Linked DNA regions of Homo sapiens: region 2 is linked to region 1. Evidence: chromatin contacts called from ENCODE Hi-C or POLR2A ChIA-PET data. All regions are on one chromosome and are shown on one strand. The core of a region is the stretch at or near the end of the contact, and the rest is flanking DNA. Distances in the headings are between cores, read along the strand shown. Region 1 holds the start of DNM3OS (DNM3 opposite strand/antisense RNA). Region 2 has its middle 140 kb from the start of TNFSF18.

Evidence for each region. A loop is a pair of places that touch in the nucleus more often than their neighbours do. ChIA-PET counts read pairs that join two places held with the same protein, here RNA polymerase II (POLR2A).
Region 2: a map of endothelial cell of umbilical vein shows a loop between it and region 1 (4-fold over the local background). The contact joins the enhancer-like site here to the promoter of DNM3OS in region 1. A Hi-C loop is called at or near these places in 1 of 168 maps with a recorded cell type or tissue (endothelial cell of umbilical vein). POLR2A ChIA-PET finds 5 or more read pairs at or near these places in 2 of 52 experiments (GM12878 and IMR-90).

The regions. Positions count from the first base shown.
Region 1 is chr1:172,142,290-172,146,992 of GRCh38, forward strand. It overlaps DNM3OS (DNM3 opposite strand/antisense RNA), which reads right to left and starts at 2,546. Exons shown (of 4, transcript NR_103486.1): 1 at 2,365-2,546; 2 at 2,076-2,148. All of the region lies in intron 14 of DNM3 (dynamin 3), which reads left to right. MIR199A2 (microRNA 199a-2) reads right to left here and starts at 2,355; the gene lies at 2,246-2,355.
Region 2 is chr1:172,905,137-172,909,839 of GRCh38, forward strand. No RefSeq gene overlaps it. Among named protein-coding and RNA genes, the nearest start is that of TNFSF18, 140 kb to the right of the region's middle. RefSeq lists an enhancer at 1,687-2,886. Within about 2 kb of position 2,300, at least 8 of the 41 ENCODE cell types and tissues checked have a DNase peak (open chromatin) inside an H3K27ac peak, as active enhancers do; they include IMR-90 and endothelial cell of umbilical vein, where a contact is called at or near this core.

The sequences.
Region 1 (4,703 bases), core at 1,296-3,795:
ATATGGCTATAATGTATATAAATGTGGGCGTGTGTACCAGCGCATAAACTACAATCCTGCCTTCATTCAGCAGAGCTTTATAAAATGAGCTTTTACCTTTGATCTTTAATTTAGCCCATATAATTGAAAAATAAGTACTATTCGTTTTCATTTGTTAAAACTTTGCCTCGAAAATAAGTCGCTAGAGCCACATCAAGCATGTGCAGGAACTCCTTGGTTATCCTTTTACAAAGTAATTCTTATATTTCTACTCCTGTACTTATGCCAGAGGCACCCTTATGTCCCTTCTATCTCCAGACTAAAAGTCATCCTGAGGGAGAAAATAGGTGAGGGACCCATAGGGATTCATTTCTTTGAAACAAAAAGACCGTTTAACATGAAGAAAGAAATTGAAATTAAATATACATTAAATGAAAGCAAATTTTGAAATGTAATCATTTCTAGAGTAAAAAAAAAAAAAAAACCCAGAAAATTTGAGAAAAACATTACCAAAGTACCTTGTTAGCTATTTTTCCTCTTCAGTAATTGTATCAATTAGAAAAAATATATTTCTTGAAAAAATGAGCTCCTCTAAGTTACTTTTTTTAGTTTTCTTATGTAAAAGAAACTATATAGATTTTTAACATCTCATTTGTTCTACTAAAAATAATTAATATGGAACTCTCCAAGTCACAATAGAAAATGAAAGGATAACTTTACTATATCATCTAAGTGAAAGTAGCTAAATTTCTCCTTGCTGTTTATATTTTAACTAATAATCATGAATATATGAGAATACTTAATGTTTTCTTTATACACATTTTGGGGTGATCAGAAGGGTAATTTTTAAAGTAAGTTGTTTTGACAAAAGAAAACTTAGGGAATCTTTTATAATAAAATATTTTGCTAAAGAGAACTTGAGTCAATTTTTGAATTGTTGCAAAATGTATAACTTAGAAAAGAATTTGTTCAGGAACCACTGTAACTTTAAAGGAGGACAAAAGAGATTATGTTTATTTTTCACAAACCCTGTAGAAGAGATGTTTTCATTATATAGAATTGTTTCGGAATAGAAATTAATGGGGGTTAAGAAAATTAGGGATGAGGCAATAACATTTTTCCAGAACTTTCTTTAAGGGGCCGACCTCTAAAGTTCAGCACAGATCACATTGCAATCCAGACTTGCTCTATTATTTTCTCTATTAGGATTTCATTCAGCTTGAGGGTTTTCTTCCCTCCCACCTTCCTCCCCCTCTCCCACCCTCTTTCACCTCCAGGACAGCTGGAAACTGACCAAAGAAAACTTCTGCCTTCGTTTACAAATTCCTTTTTTATCAGTGGGTTTCTAGACAAAGTGCCTTATTTTAAATGCTCAGAGAAGTGGAAGCATTGTAAGCTATAGGCAAGAGGGCTCAGCTGAGCAGCAATTATTAACCACTCTTTGATTTAAAAAAAATGTAAAACAGATATTTACAGGGGTATCTAAAGATAGAGGTTTTTATTCCCTGATTTACTCAGTTGCTGACTCAATAAGTTGTGGGTCGGTGCTCTTCTCTGGGCAAATCCCATCTGCATTGTCTGGTAGGCAAGACTTGGCAGGTTCTTCTTTTATTGTTAGGTACTATTATTCCTGTTGTTTATATTACAGAAGGAAATCTTCAGAAAAGCACTATCCATATAGCATTTAAAAACCAGCAAGTATTCTTTACTTTGGGGAAAAATGACTTCAGTCCTGGGATGTTAAAAGTTATACATACAGCCTTCATCCATATAAGTTTTTAAATCTTTGAATTATTATTAAACAATTCAAAAGTAGCCTCATTAAACTATTCTTAAGTGTCTGGAATGAGTTTTTTCATATTTCATTTTGAAGTGGGAAAACCTTTAAGAAAACACTTGAATTATCAATCTTCAGAAATAAAAAAAAAAAAAACAGTAAATCGCTATATACCACACACTTTTGCTCTTTTAAAATTAAATACATCTCTACCCATCACACATGTACCTCTGTTTCCCTTGCATGTTAACACAAATCATGGGCTCCCCACCTAGGTTCCCTTGGTCACAGACCAGGTGAGCAGTCAAGAAGGCCTTACCCGCTGGTCTTCCCTTCGGCAGTCTTTTCTCAGCAGTGTCCCCGAGGGCTTCTTGGTCCCTAGTGTGCAAAACCTGTGAAGAAAAACACTGGATATGAGATTCAAAAAAGGAGCAAACAAATGTCTTCTCCTTGGAAACAGCCCATTTTGTCCCCAGCGGTCCATGGCGTTGCTCTCCCTTGCCCAGTCTAACCAATGTGCAGACTACTGTACAACGGCATTGTCCTGAACAGGTAGTCTGAACACTGGGGCGACGGAGCAGGATCTCCAGAAGCTTCCTTCTATGTACTTAAAATCCTCTCCCGGTCCTCAGGAAAAGCCTCCCTTCCTGCACCAGGGGTTGCATTCAGCTTTCCCCCCTGAATTCTGCTGCGCTGACTGAGACACACTCAAGGGCTGTGATTTCCAGTCTTGACGTGGCACATTTGCTGCAGACTGGGGAACTGGCAATGAATTTAGGACCAGGAAAAGGGGGAGGGCTGGGCTGGAGAGTCCATATATGGGATGATGTCACCCTGGGGAGGTTTGGGTATGCGCTGTGCCGCTGGAGAGACCGCTAGAATCGCCTGCTCTCAGACATGGGTCTGTGCATAAAATGGTACCAGATGTTTTAGTGTAACGTTAAGCAGTCATTTCATCTTCAGGCCAGATTTTTTTCCTCAACTGGGCAGGAAGTGGGCCCCAGTATGGAAAAGCTGTAAAAAAAAAAGAGTCAAGATGTACAGTTCGGCTGTGGCCAACTGAAAGTGAGTTAGTGTAGAAGTACAAATTTACTGTCTGACCCAGGCTAGAGAAGTAATTTGAAGATAGAGGGTAGATGAAATAGTAAACAGAAAGTTGAACACTGGAAGGCAGAGCTCATTTGGAAACCTTTTTGAGCTTTCCTGTGGCACTTTATTTTCTGGTATTTCACTCGTCAAAAAGGGCAGATAAGTTTCTGTCTGTCTGTCTGTCTGTCTGTCTCTCTCTCTCTCTCTCTCTCCCCCTCTTCCCCTCTCCCTCCCTCTCTCTCCCTCCCTCCCTCCTTCCCTCCCGCTCTCTCTCTCTTTCTCTCCTTCTCTCTCTCCCTCCTTCTCCTGTCTGTTGAATCTGTCAGCAGCTTGCAGGCTGCTCTAGACTTGAACAGTAATTATAGCAACTTCCTGAAAGTGAAGCCCCCATGAAAAGTCTGGAGAAATGTTCTTTGTCATGGCCTCTACATGAGTAATTAGTTCCACATGTGGCCTTCCTAGTTTCCCTCAGCTATTTTGGCTGGGTCTCTGAATGCTGTGCTATAGTTTGACCTAAAGAAACGTTACAGTTTTTGTTTGAAGCATCCACTACGAAACAACGACTCAGGTCTTCTAACAAATCGCCTCTGGTAGATCCATGCTGTTAGGTATAGCATTGTTTTTCACTTGTAATTCCTGATTCTGTTTTGATACTTTTGTTTTGTTTTCATGGTATTCTGTGGCTTAGTTTTATCTCTGGTTAACTAAATCTGTTGAAATTTGCCAAGTACCGCTTGACCAAAGGTTATAAGATATCAGCCCACTGGCATCTACTTTTCTTTCCCTGTTGTGGCTGTTTTCAATTATATATACTCTTGAATATTCTGAATATGTAGTTCTCTCACTTTCCCTCCATAGGATTCTGATCAAAGCTAGAGTCGCCTCAAACAAGAGCTTGATTAATTGCCCTTCTGAAGATCAAAATGTGAGAAAATTTCTAGGTAGCTTCCAAATTTAATTTGACCAACCAGACTAAGAAACTTAGCCTTCTTTAAAGAAAGTACAGCCAAAGCAATTCATTTCCACTGGCCTTCTGAAATACTTTTTAGAAGTAGAAAAATATATCTCTTTTTTATACGCTGCATTGTATATTTCAAAAAGCTTCAAGTGAGTACTGTCCTAAAGCATTTGCTTTTCATAAAATGGCCTCTTTTGAATCATTAAATAGCACACTACTGAAGAGTTCAAAAGTTATGACAAGCCCTTGTTATCTTGTGAGGAAGATTAAATAAGATAAACATGAATTATCTGGCATCTTAGGATGGAACAGAGGTTAGCACTGGGTACACCATTCATAGAAATATTTATATCATCAATAGGAGTCAGAGGAATGACTTTATATCTCTGTACTTTTGCTTCCATATTTGTGTCTTTAGGACCTATTCAATAGTGCTTGCACAAGCCCATAAGACTCACCTCCCTTTTTTCCCTGTCACTGCTTGCATATTACTGGAAATGATCTAAGTGTGACTAAATACAATCTAATACTTGTATTATATGTGGATACCAACTCCATTCTTTTCAAAGTATCTGTGTGTTTACTCACATGAAGTCCTCATAGAGGAGCCATAAACCACTGAACCAGTAGTCAGCCAGTATTCCAGGTGTAGACCTGCTTCTGCCACAGAAAGTGAAAGCCTTTTTTTCTGCCCACTTTCATTTATGTCCATAAGACATGCCTTGGAAATTTTTGTCAAGGCAAACAAAAGGTGGTTTTGATCAGACTGCACCATGATTTCACCTTAGTCTGTACATCTATATGCCCTCAAATGGTTCTACTACCTACACCAAATAGAATCTTACAATATTTCCATCAAGTGACTTAACTTTATACTAATCATTATGACTCGTGAAACAT
Region 2 (4,703 bases), core at 1,050-3,549, 760 kb after region 1:
GTTGTAACTATGACTTTCTAATAGCTACTTTTCTCCAGATCTCTCTGTATTCCAGTAAAGATTTGTTTTAATCCATGAAAACCACAGTCCAAATGTTTCTGGTGACCTATTCACTGCCAGGTTCAGGCTAGTTTGTACACCATTTTATCCTTTTTAACTCCAGTATAGCTTTGCATCAGTGAACTACCATCATCCTTTGTAACACTGACCTCTGTTGCTTGACTGTCTGCACTTGACTCTCCATTGATGGTGACCCCTACATTTACACATGCAAGAAGTTATCTTAGGTTATATTTTTCAGATCTCAGTAAGGGATTAGGAAAAGTAGGATAGAGAAGGGGAGAGGGTCAAGCAAGGATATAATTTCAGACAAAGCCCTCTAGAGAAGAGCTCCAATCTGATCCCAAAGAAAACTGGGCCGTTTGTTATGTAAGGCAGCTGGATTTTCATACTTCTTCACTGGTTAGTCATTGACTAATGGTGGGTGGATGTGGTAGGGTAATTTTTCCAGTACTTTTCTGGCTTTCTACTCTGGTAGGAAAAACAGCCCTACTAGTCAGAGGAGTATCTGAGGGGAGTGTCAGATGTTGGCATTAGAAGCAAAAGTACAAAGAAGCTGAGGAGGATGAATTGAAACATGAGGAAAGACTGGAGATCTGGGGAGAGAAAGCCAACGGTGTCTGCTAGAGGCTCAACATGAAACATTTCTATCAACGTTCAAGATAATTGTTGTGCTTAACATGTATTCTTCTACTTTCTGGATCCAATTACCATCTCTTCAGAAAAGAATACAAATCTACATGTCCAGCCCTAAATATTACTGATTCCAAAACAGCTCTTCAAATATAAGCTGGAGATGTCTAGCAGGTAATTACCCATAAAGATCCAGCATCAAAAACAATGGACTAAATTAAATGGCTCAACTGTGTCAATGGACTTCTTGCCTCACCTAGTCTAACTCTTAAGACATCTGTAGAGCTGTCAGTGATTTTCTGGCCTCTGAGGAAAGGCTGATTTTGAGTGTGTTTGACTGCATCTCAAAGGAAAGAGAGAGAGGCTGAGAAATTCAAGAGTAAATAATGGGCATATGCCTGATTAAATGGATAAGCCCATTTGAATTTTATATTTGGCAGGGAGAAAAGCACTGGACACAATTATAGAATTTAACCAGCAATGCAAAACAACCCCAAAGTCCAGGAAATAGAGAACTTAGGAGAATCTTGCAAGAAAACATCAAATGTTAGGGTGCAGGTTGGCTGAAGCTTTCTGGAAAGGTAGCTAACTAGAAAAAGTGTTGAGAATGGATGAGGCAGATGCGAAAAGAAGAATCTAAAATCTTGGTAATATTTATCTTGGCTCAGATATCTTAATTACTATTGAATAAAATTGCATTATATAAATCTACATCAATTATGACACATTAATTAGAAGCAAAGGAAATTTTAAAACCATGTAGAGAATTCTATTTTCATGAAATTTTTACAAGAGATTTTTTTTTTATAAATGTCAAAACAGGTAGGGAACTATAGATAGGCAGATAATGATGGAGGGTGCAAATTTAGTAGTGACTAAACCATCAGGACATTCTATGGGGATGGCATCTCCATTTACAGGAACTAGATACCATGGCAGTAGAAAATCATTTACACATTCACTCTTGGAGCCTCAATGCTCTGATGAACAGGCTGGCTTCTCTCCAGTAGCTATGAGACTCAAATGAGATATTTGAACACTGCTCTTTAAATGTGCTAAATTCCTTCTGCCTTAGATCTTAAGCCACTGCTGATCTTCTTAGAACCACACACCGCAGGTGCTTCCCTGTGGAAACTGCAAATGTTTACTCTGTCTTCCACCTTTGAATGACTTAGAACATGTTGTGGCTAAGGTTCATTCGTTATCAACATTCAGAAACTGCCATTTCCTTTTCTACCTGCAAAGCCTAATAATAACTTTTTAAACTATTGCTTCCTTTGCATATTCACCATACATCCTGCTTTCAGATGTGGAATCTAAAACCTTGCTGAGAAACTGCCTCCAATGTTGCTCCCTTAACTTTCACTGTGGAAAACTCTGAAGGAAGTTGGCCGCACCATTTAATGGAAGCATGAGGAACTAGGTAAATTGCTTGCCCTTAATAAGCCTTCAGATTTTGAACTCTTCTTTCATCCTTGAGAGACAAAAATGCTATCATTAATTTAACAAAGCTCCTTGCCATCACTAAAGTTTTTTTATATTTCCTGTAGTCTCTTTCCTTTAGATATGTATGAAAATGGCTCCACTGTGACTCAGCAGATGGCTCCACTGTGACTCAGCAGATCTCCAGGATTTTCCTGTGTAGTTTCTGTTTTGGCTTTCATCTGGTGGGAACTGACTGCTACAGGACCGAGGCTTTTAAATCAAACCCAAATAACAAAATGTATTTAGAGCTGAAAAAGGTGGTGCCATCAGGCTGGGGTGGGGATGAGGAAGTGATTCATTACCCCAGTTGGAATGTAAATTCAATGAGTTTAATTACTAGTGGTGTCAAAAAAGGATTTTCACTGATAGCAATATTCTGTGTTTTTTTCTTAACTTTTATTTTAAGTTCAGGGGTGCATGTGCAGGTTTGTTGTATAGGTAAACTCGTGTGATAGGGGGTTTGTTGTACAGATTATTTCATCACCCAGGTACTCAGCCTAGTAGCTATTAATTATTTTTCCTGATCCTATCCCTCCTCCCACCTTCCATCATCTGTTAGGCCCCAGTGTCTGGTGTTGCCCCCAGTGTGTTCTCCTCATTTAGCCTCCACTTATAAGTGAGAACGTGTGGTATTTGGTTTTCTGTTCCTGCATGAGTTTGCTGAGGATAATCGCTTCCAGTTCCACCCATGTTCCTGCAAAGAACATGATATCATTATTTTTTGTGGCTGTATAGTATTCCATGGTGTATATGTACCACATTTTCTTTATCCAATCTACCTTTGATGGGCATTTAGGTTGATCCCATGTCTTTGCTATTGTGAACAGTGCTGCAATGGACATATTCATATGTGCATATGTTTTTATAATAGAATGATTTATATTTCTTTGGGTATATGCCCTAGCCAAGGCAATCCTAAGCAAAAACAACAAAGCAGGGGGCATCATGCTACCTAACTTCAAACTATACTACAGGGCTACAGTAAACAAAACAACATGGTACTAGTACAAAAACAGACACATAGAAAAATGGAACAGAATAGAGGGCCCACAAATAAGCCTACATAGTTGCAACCATCTGATCTTCAACAAAGTGACAAAAACAAGCAATGGAGAAAAGACTCCCTATTCAATAAATAGTGCTGGGATAACTGACTAGCCATATGCGGAAGATTGAAACTGAACCCCTTCCTTATACCATATACAAAAATCAACTCAAGATGAATTAAATACTTAAATAGAAAACCCAGAACTATAAAAACCCTGAACAATACCATTCTGAACATAGGAATGGGCAAAGATTTCATGACGAAGATGCCAAAAGCAATTGTAACAAAAGCAAAAATTGACAAATGGGATCTAATTAAACTAAAGAGCTTCTGCACAGCAAAAGAAACTGCTGAGCGAACAGACAACCTACAGAATGGGAGAAAATTTTAGGAAACTATGCATTGGACAAAGGCCTAATAACCAACATCTACAAGGAACTTAAACTTACAGGAAGAAAACAAACAACCCCATAAAAAGTGGGCAAAGAACATGAACAGACACATTTCAAAAGAAGACATACATGCAGCTAGAAAGCCTACGAAAAAAGCTCAATATCACCGATCATTAGATAAATGCAAATCAAAACCACAATGAGATACCATCTTACATCAGTCAAAATGGCTATTATTAAAAAGTCAAAAAATTACAGGTGCTGGTGAGGTTGTGGGAAAAAGGAACATGTATACACTGTTGGTGATGGTGGGAATGTAAATTAGTTCAACCATCGTGGAAAGCAGTGTGGCAATTCCTCAAAGAGCTAAAAACAGAACTACTATTTGACCCAGCAATCCCATTACTGGGTATATACCCAAAGGAATATAAATCGTTCTGTCATAAAGATAGCAATATTGTTAAAGCTACTCACTGAAGATTAGCAAAACTGTTAATTCAAGCCAAGAGTCGTTACTCATAAAAATTTAAGTAGCTTTTACTTGCTGCATGTTGGAAAGGCCAAGACTCAAGAATCCAGACTTTTTGGGCAGAATAGGTCCAAACCCCACATACTAAAAAAAAGGTTGGTGGGGAGGGGACAAGTGTGAGGTAAAAGAGCATGTGGCACTCTGGACCTTTAGGATTAAAGAAAATAACCAACCCAGGGGTCTAGTGAGGAGTGCATTTGCCAGAGCTGCAAGCAGGATTACTATGGTTTATACCAAAACCTCAAATACAGTACCTCCCTTCCTGGACTTTCATGGAAACTCCCTCTTATCATTCTTGGTCCTTGTTTTACTTATATACTTACATTCAAAAAGATTTTAAGAAGCAGAGGTAATCATTTCCTCCCTCTTTTCGCATTTTTTCCTTGGATGACTAAGCTCTCATTCCACACCAAAGAGGATGTTTATTCCAAAGCTGCTTGTGGTATAGGATAGGCTCCGAGACTATCCCACGTACACAGGATAGGCTCCAAGACTATCCCACATACATCTGTGCAAAGGGTAGCTCAGCTGACCAGTTGGCCAGGACAGGGCTACA